Linked DNA regions of Homo sapiens: region 2 is linked to region 1. The links are chromatin contacts, found by Hi-C or POLR2A ChIA-PET in ENCODE. All regions are on one chromosome and are shown on one strand. Each heading gives the region's core, a stretch centred on a gene start or an enhancer-like site at or near the end of the contact. The rest is flanking DNA. Distances are from core to core; before and after follow the strand shown.

Region 1 (3,545 bases), core at 228-2,727:
TTGTTGATCCATTTATCTGTTGAGAGACACAAGTTAATTACACGTTTTGGCTATTGTAGTGAATAGTGCTGCAGTGGACAAGAGTATGTAAATATCTCTTCGAGATCCTGTTTTCAATTTTTTTAGATATATACTGAGAAGTGGGATTTCTGGATCATCTGGTATTCCATTTTAAATTTTTTGAGGAACGTCCATACTGTTTTTCATAGTGATTGTACTGTTTTATAGTCCCACCAACAATGCACAGGAGTTCTAATTCCTCCACATCCTTGCCAACACTTGGTTTTCTGTTTTTTTGTTTTTTGTTTTTTTTTGATAGAGGTAATTTTAACTGGTGTGAGGTGATACCTCAGTGTGATTTGATGTGAGTTTTGCCGATGATTAGTGATGTTGAGTAGCTTTTCATATTTTTTTTGGCCATTTATGTATCTTCTTTGTAAAAATGTCTATTCAAGTCCTTAGCTCATTTTAAAGTTGTGTTATTTGTGGTTTTTGTTTTGTTACTGAGTTGTAGGAGTTTTTTTTTTATTCTGGATATTAAACCCCTATCCAATACATGATTTGCAAATATTTTCTCTCATTCTGTAGGTTGCCTTTTCACTCTTCCTTGGTTTCATTCTGGTTTTGGTTGATTGCTTGCCTTGCTGCACAGAAGTTTGTAAGTTTGATGTAATTCTGTGTCTATTTTTGCCTTTGTTGCCTGTGCTTTTTGTTTTGCAGCCAAGAAATCATTGCCAAATTCAGTATCATGAAGCTTCTCTATGTTTCCTTCTAGTTTTATGGTTTCAGGTCTTATGTTTAGGTCTTTAATCAATTTTTAGTTATTTTTTATTTATGGTTTAAGATAAGGATCCATCTTCATTCTGTTGCATGTGGACATCCAGTTTTTCCAGCACTATTTGTTGAAGAGATTATTCTTTCCCCATTGCGTAGTCTTGGCTCATCATTTGACCACATACACAGGGGTTTATATCTGGGCTGTCTGTTCTGTTCCATTGGTTTACATGTCTGTATGCTAGTACTATTTTGATCACTGTAGCTTTGTAACAAGTTTTGAAATCAGAAAGTGTGAAGCCTACAGTTTTGTTCTTAATCAAGGTTGTTTTGGCTATTTGGGGTCCTTTGAGATTACTTACTGATTTCAGGATGGCTTTTTCTCATTTTGCAAAAAATGACACTGAAATTTGATAGAGATTGCATTGAATCAGTAGATTACTTTGGATAGTATGTACATTTTAACAATATAAGGTCTTCCAGTCCTTGAACATGAGATGTCTTTCCCATTTGTGTGTTTAATTTTTTCCTCAGTTTTTTGTCATTTTTAGTGTACAAGTCTTTTGCCTCCTTGACGTTTATTTTTAAGTATTTTATTTTAGTTTTACTTTATTTTTTTAGAAACGGGATCTCGTTCTGTCACCCAGGTTGGAGTGCAGTGGCGTGATCATGGCTCACTGCCACCTCCCACTGCTGGGCTCAAGAGATCCTCCTGCCTCAGCCTTCCGCGTAGCTGGGACTACAGGCCTGCATCACCATGACCAGCTAACTTTTAAATTTTTTGTACAGATGGGGTCTTGCCATCTTGCCCAAGCTGGTCTCGAAGTGCTGGAATTACAGGTGTGAGCCACTGTGCTGGCCTTATTCTTAAGTATTATTCATTTTGATGTTATTATAAATGGAGTTATTTTCTTAATTTCCTTTTTGTGTTGTTTATTGTTAATGTATAGAAATGCAACTTATTTTTGTGTGTTGACTTTGTATCCTCCTGCTTTGCTTAGTTTATTATAATAGTTCTAACAGTTTTTTTGTGAAACCCTTAGGGTTTTTCATGTATAAAATCATGTCTTCTGTGAATGGAGATAATTTTACTTCTTCCTTTCCAATTTGGATGCCTTTTTTTCTTGCCTCCTTTTTCTGATTGTACTGTGTTGAGTAGAAGTGGTGAGAGTGGACTTCCTAGTCTTGTTCCTGATCTTAGAGGGAAAGCTTTCAGTTTTTCACCATTGTAATGTTTGCTGTGGACTTTTTATGTATGGTCTTTATTATGTTCAGGTAATTTCCTTCTATTCCTTCCTAGTTTGTTGAGTGTTTTTATCATGAAAGGTGTTGAATTTTGTCAGATGCTTTTTCTGCACCAGTTCAGATTGTTACATGATTTTTGTCCTTCATTCGGTTAATGTGGTGTATTACATTTACTGATTTTTGTGTGTTGAGCCATCCTTGCATCCTAGGAATAAGGCTCCCTCAGTCATCGTGTATGATTTTAATATGCCTTTGAATTTGGTTTGGTAACATTTTTTGAGAATATGTGCATCAAAGTTTAGAAGTGTTTCTTCAGTTTTTTTGGTGAGACTTTGAGGAGGTTTGGTATTAATTTTTCTCTAAACGTTTGGTAGAATTCCCCAGTGAAGCTATCTGGTCCTGGGCTTTTTTTGTTGTTGGGAAGTTTTTAAAATTACTGAGTCAGTTTCCTTACTAGTTATAGGTTTGTTAAGATTTTCTGTTTCTTCGTGATTCAGTCCTGGCAGGTTGTGTGTTTCTAATAATTCATCCATTTCTTCTAGGTTGTCTAAATTGTTGGCATGTGATCGTTCATAGTAGTCTCTTATCCTTTTCATTTCTGTGGCATTTGTTGTAATGTCCCCTCTTTCATTTCTGATTTTAATTATTTGAGTCTTGTTTTTTTTTCTTAAATCTGGCTAAGGATTTGTCAATTTTATTGATCTTATTTAAGATCTTTTTAAATGTAGGCATTTACTGCTATAAACTTCCCTCTTAGCACGGCTTTTCTGTATCCCTTAAGTTTTGGAATGTTCTGTTTTCTTCTTCATTTGTCTCAAGATGTTTTCTAAACTGCCTTGTGATTTCTTCTTTGAGTCATTAGTTTTTCAAAAGTGTGTTAAATATTTGTGAATTTTTTAGTTTTCCTACTGCTTTTGATTTCCCATTGTGGTCAGAAAAGATACTTGCTATGATTTCAGTCTTCTTAAATTTGCTAAGACTTGTTCTGTGGCCTAACATGTGATCTGTCTTGGAGAATGTTGCATGTGTACTTGAGAAAATGTGTATTCAGCTAGTGTTGGGTGTAGTGTTTTTTTGTTTGTTTGTTTTTGAGATGGAGTTTCCGCTCTTGTTGCCCAGGCTGCAGTGCAGTGGTGGGAACTCAGCCCACCGCAATCTGCGCCTCCTGGGTTCAAGTGATTCTCCTGCCTCACCTTCCCGAGTAGCTGGGATTATAGGCATGTGCCACCACATCTAGCTAATTTTGTATTTTTAGTAGAGACAGGGTTTCTCCAATTTGGTCAGGCTGGTCCCGAACTCCTGACCTCAGGTGATCTGCCCACTTGGCCTCCCAAAGCTGGGATTATAGGCGTGAGCCACTGCGCCCGGCCGGGTATAGTGTTCTTTATGTGTCCGTTAGTTCCAGTTACTCTCCAGTGTTCAAATTCTGTGTCTCCTCATTGATCCGCTCTCCGGTGGTTCTGTCCATTATTGAAAGTGGGGATACTGAAATCTCCTGCTGTTACTGGGTTACTGTCTGTTTTTTC
Region 2 (3,627 bases), core at 665-3,164, 120 kb after region 1:
TGCTTATTCTTAGTGAAGCCACAATGGGTCTTTAGGGACTTAGAAGTTTTTTGGCTTAGTCTAGAATCTCATCTGGGATTCATGTCAAGCAAGAGGAAGGGAAGTTAATTTATTGAATATTTGTTATATGTGTATAGTATCCTGGGGATTCAGTATATTCTACCTTGTTTCCCCCCAACTACTCTATAGAGCAGATTTTTTTAAAGACAGGGTATTGCTCCATCACCCAGGCTGGAGTGCAGTGGTGCAATCACAGCTCACTGCAGCCTCAACCTCCTGGGTTCAAGTGATCCTCCCACCTCAGCCTCCTGAGTAGCTGGGACCACAGGCGTGTACCACCACACCTGGCTGATTTAAAAATTTTTTTAGAGATGGGGTCTCACTATTTTGCCCAGCCTGATCTCAGACTCCTCCGCTCAAGCCATTCTGCCACTTCAGCTTCCCAAAGTGCTAGGATTACAGGTGTGAGCCACTGTTCCCAGTTCATCTTTTTTTAACCTGTATTTTTTAGCACACTAAAGCCTAGAGATAAATTACTTGCTCAAGTTCACAAAGTGAACAACTGGCAAAGCTAGGATTCAAACTGTTTGATTCCAAAACCCTTGTATTTTCTGTAATACTATGCTCCTTAATCTGTTGGCAGAGTCTATTTTTGGCTTCTTTTTAAAAATTATTATTTTTAGAGATAGGGTCTCACTACATTGCTCAGGCTGGACTTGAACTCCTAGGTTCAAGTGATCCTCATGCCTCAGCCTCCCAAGTAGCCACCACACCCAGTTTAAAGTCTACTTTCTTTCCCTTTTAAAGAAAAGGGACGTATATAACACATATATATATAACATATATATAAACATATATACATGTTTATATGAAATGTTTATATAAAAATATAACATTCCATTATCTATTGTAGTTTCCAACACTCCATCTTTCTAAAGTCTTTAAATTACACCTGTCTTTCAGCCATCTCTCTTACAAGGGCTTTCATCTTCCTGGGATATAATTCACCTAGGTTAGAATATAGGAACTCATAAGGAATACAAACGCATCGTAAGATCTCTTCGTACATTTGGGATGTCGTTTCCCACTTAGTAGTGTTTGAGCTACCTTCGTCATCCCTGTCAGCATCCTTCATAGAGAAGAAAAAACAAGACAGGAGTTGAAGAATTGTTCGTTTTTCTCCTTATCATCCACTGTCATGTCAGCAGTACATCTGTTGCTTGGAGAAACCCCATGCTGCCAAAGAAACCCTTTCTTGGTTTTTCTTTGCACTTTTCTCTTCTGCAAGGCCAAGCTCATTTTAGCTTTCCTGGAACCGTTTTTGGATGCTTGACACTTCTTTCATTCATCGTTAGTTATATGATTTTCATTTCCTCCTCCATGTGTTTTCTCTGAATCTGGGATTATTTCAGACTCTCCAGTTTAACCCTAACTTTTTTCTCTCTCTCCTTATGATCATTTAAAAGTAAAAATTGTTTAAAAGTTATTAATAAAACTTCATTTAAAATATAAAATATGTATTTGGACATTTCCAAATGCTCTTGACCATCTTCCCAACAGAATCTGAAGTCACAGGCTCATGTTTACCTTTTTAAAGTCATAGCTGATTATACTGAGGCTTTTCCTTAATTTCCGCTTACATTCTTGTTACTTGTGTAGTGACAAACAGTTCTTTGCTATTCACATGTTGGTCAGAATGGCAGTTCTCCCCAGGCTGCAGCATTCAACTTGTCAGATATTGTGTTGTTAATCCAATAAAACATCACATGCAAGTGCTGCTGCGCTTCCAGTGACTGTGTCCTTCTCTGTGCTAGCTTTCTGCTCTCTTAGGGACAGTCTCCTTGCTGGCTGGTGGTCTGTAATCAGCTCTCAAGAATGCTTTCTGTAGTTTGTCCTTCCCTCACCATGGATGCTCAACTTGCCTCTGCATCAGGCTCATGACTTCCGACGTGGCTGGGGTAGGCAGGGTCTGCAGCGCCTCTGCACGCTCAGCTGCCTTGCTAACCAGCCTTTTCTTTGGACTACGACACCCTCCACTTTTTAGTCTGATCTTAAATCTCATCCACATCTCAGTACCACAGTGAGATTATATGTACCAGACCAGTTTATGATTGTAATTACCTAAGTTCGGGTTTGGTGTTCTAATCTAGTGTCTAACACACCATCCACATAGATATGTTCTTAAGAAAAGCCATTTTGCAGTCTTCACTATTTCAGCACAAATTTTAATCTTTCAATAATCTGTTTTTACATATAAAATTTGCAGGCCCCTTTCACTCACTGAAATAGAAATTGTATTTTATGAATACTAAAAAGACATATCAGTTTAAAATACCAAACCATTTCTAATTTTATCATTACTCTTCTTTTAGGATTCTCCAAAAGCCCAGCTACGCCGGACAATAGAATGTTGTCGGACCAATTTATGTAACCAGTATTTGCAACCCACACTGCCCCCTGTTGTCATAGGTAGGTTAGCCGAGAAAAGTCGGAGCATGCTTCTCAAATATCTTCTCTGGTTTTACAGTAACCAGGCTACCTAGAATTGAACACGTCAGATTATTTTTTCATTTCAATTGTTTACATTGTTTACTTTTATTGTCAGGTCCGTTTTTTGATGGCAGCATTCGATGGCTGGTTTTGCTCATTTCTATGGCTGTCTGCATAATTGCTATGATCATCTTCTCCAGCTGCTTTTGTTACAAGTAAGAAGATATTTATTTTGAAGCAAAATATTTTGTCAAATATTAGATGTCAACCGCTGTTTGTAAAGCCAGTTGCAGAAACCATTAACTTGTATTCTCTGGTTGTATATCTCCTTTATGTAACTAGACTATAGTTCTCTTAAGGGAAAAGGACCTTACTACCAATTAATTAATTGGGCACAATTTCATACTTCTTGTATGTTCATGATTACTTATGATTTTCTTATTAATGGAATAGTGAGCTTTCTGGCATCTGAATGTTTTCGATCTGTCCCAAGAAACCCACTGTGTTATAATTCTTTTTTTTTTTTTTGCGTTATAATTCTTTAGAAATTTGGAGCTCCAGAATTGTTTGCATGTAGCCATGATTTCAGAAGACAGTTGCCAAAAAAGAAGAGTAATAAGAGACAGTCCCTAATGGATATAAACTTTAATAATAAAACATCATACCAACCTAGATACATTAATGAAACAAGTTAGTAAACCCATAAATAAACAAACCCAAGTACATACAGCAATTTAGCATATAATAAAGGAAACACTTCAGATTACTGAGGAAAAGACGTTCGCATACCTCCTTGTTTTTATTATAATTCCTCACCCTCAACAATGGGGTACCACAGTTGAGAAATCGTGTTTTGGGTCTTTCTAGATAATAGACTTGGAATCTTCTGTTAGGGAGGTGATGCGAAAGTCATATGATTATTCAGAGTAGGAGATGGGGTCGAGAGGAGAGCTCCACATCTGAGGTAGCCATCATCCCAAATGGCCCCCAGTGATTCTCACTGCCTGGGGTTCCTCCCCTTGGGGCCAGTCCCCTCCCATAACACATCAGGGCTGATCTGTGTGACAAATAGGATATGGCAAAAGTGACTTCCAAGTCTACGTTATAAACAGCTTTGCAGCTTTCACCATGGTCTCT

The links. A loop is a pair of places that touch in the nucleus more often than their neighbours do. ChIA-PET counts read pairs that join two places held with the same protein, here RNA polymerase II (POLR2A). Pooled maps may share reads with other maps.
Region 2: a pooled map shows a loop between it and region 1 (2.1-fold over the local background). The contact joins two enhancer-like sites. A Hi-C loop is called at or near these places in 7 of 37 single-sample maps with no recorded cell type and 9 of 50 pooled maps. POLR2A ChIA-PET finds 5 or more read pairs at or near these places in 7 of 52 experiments (AG04449, BJ, HepG2 and 4 more).

What each region holds. Positions count from the first base shown.
Region 1 is chr10:86,782,213-86,785,757 of GRCh38, forward strand. The region is part of intron 1 of BMPR1A (bone morphogenetic protein receptor type 1A); the gene reads left to right. Among named protein-coding and RNA genes, the nearest start is that of BMPR1A, 27 kb to the left of the region's middle. Within about 2 kb of position 1,478, at least 2 of the 41 ENCODE cell types and tissues checked have a DNase peak (open chromatin) inside an H3K27ac peak, as active enhancers do.
Region 2 is chr10:86,897,422-86,901,048 of GRCh38, forward strand. BMPR1A (bone morphogenetic protein receptor type 1A) reads left to right here. Exons shown (of 13, transcript NM_004329.3): 6 at 2,373-2,469; 7 at 2,606-2,705. Among named protein-coding and RNA genes, the nearest start is that of MMRN2, 58 kb to the right of the region's middle. Within about 2 kb of position 1,915, at least 7 of the 41 ENCODE cell types and tissues checked have a DNase peak (open chromatin) inside an H3K27ac peak, as active enhancers do.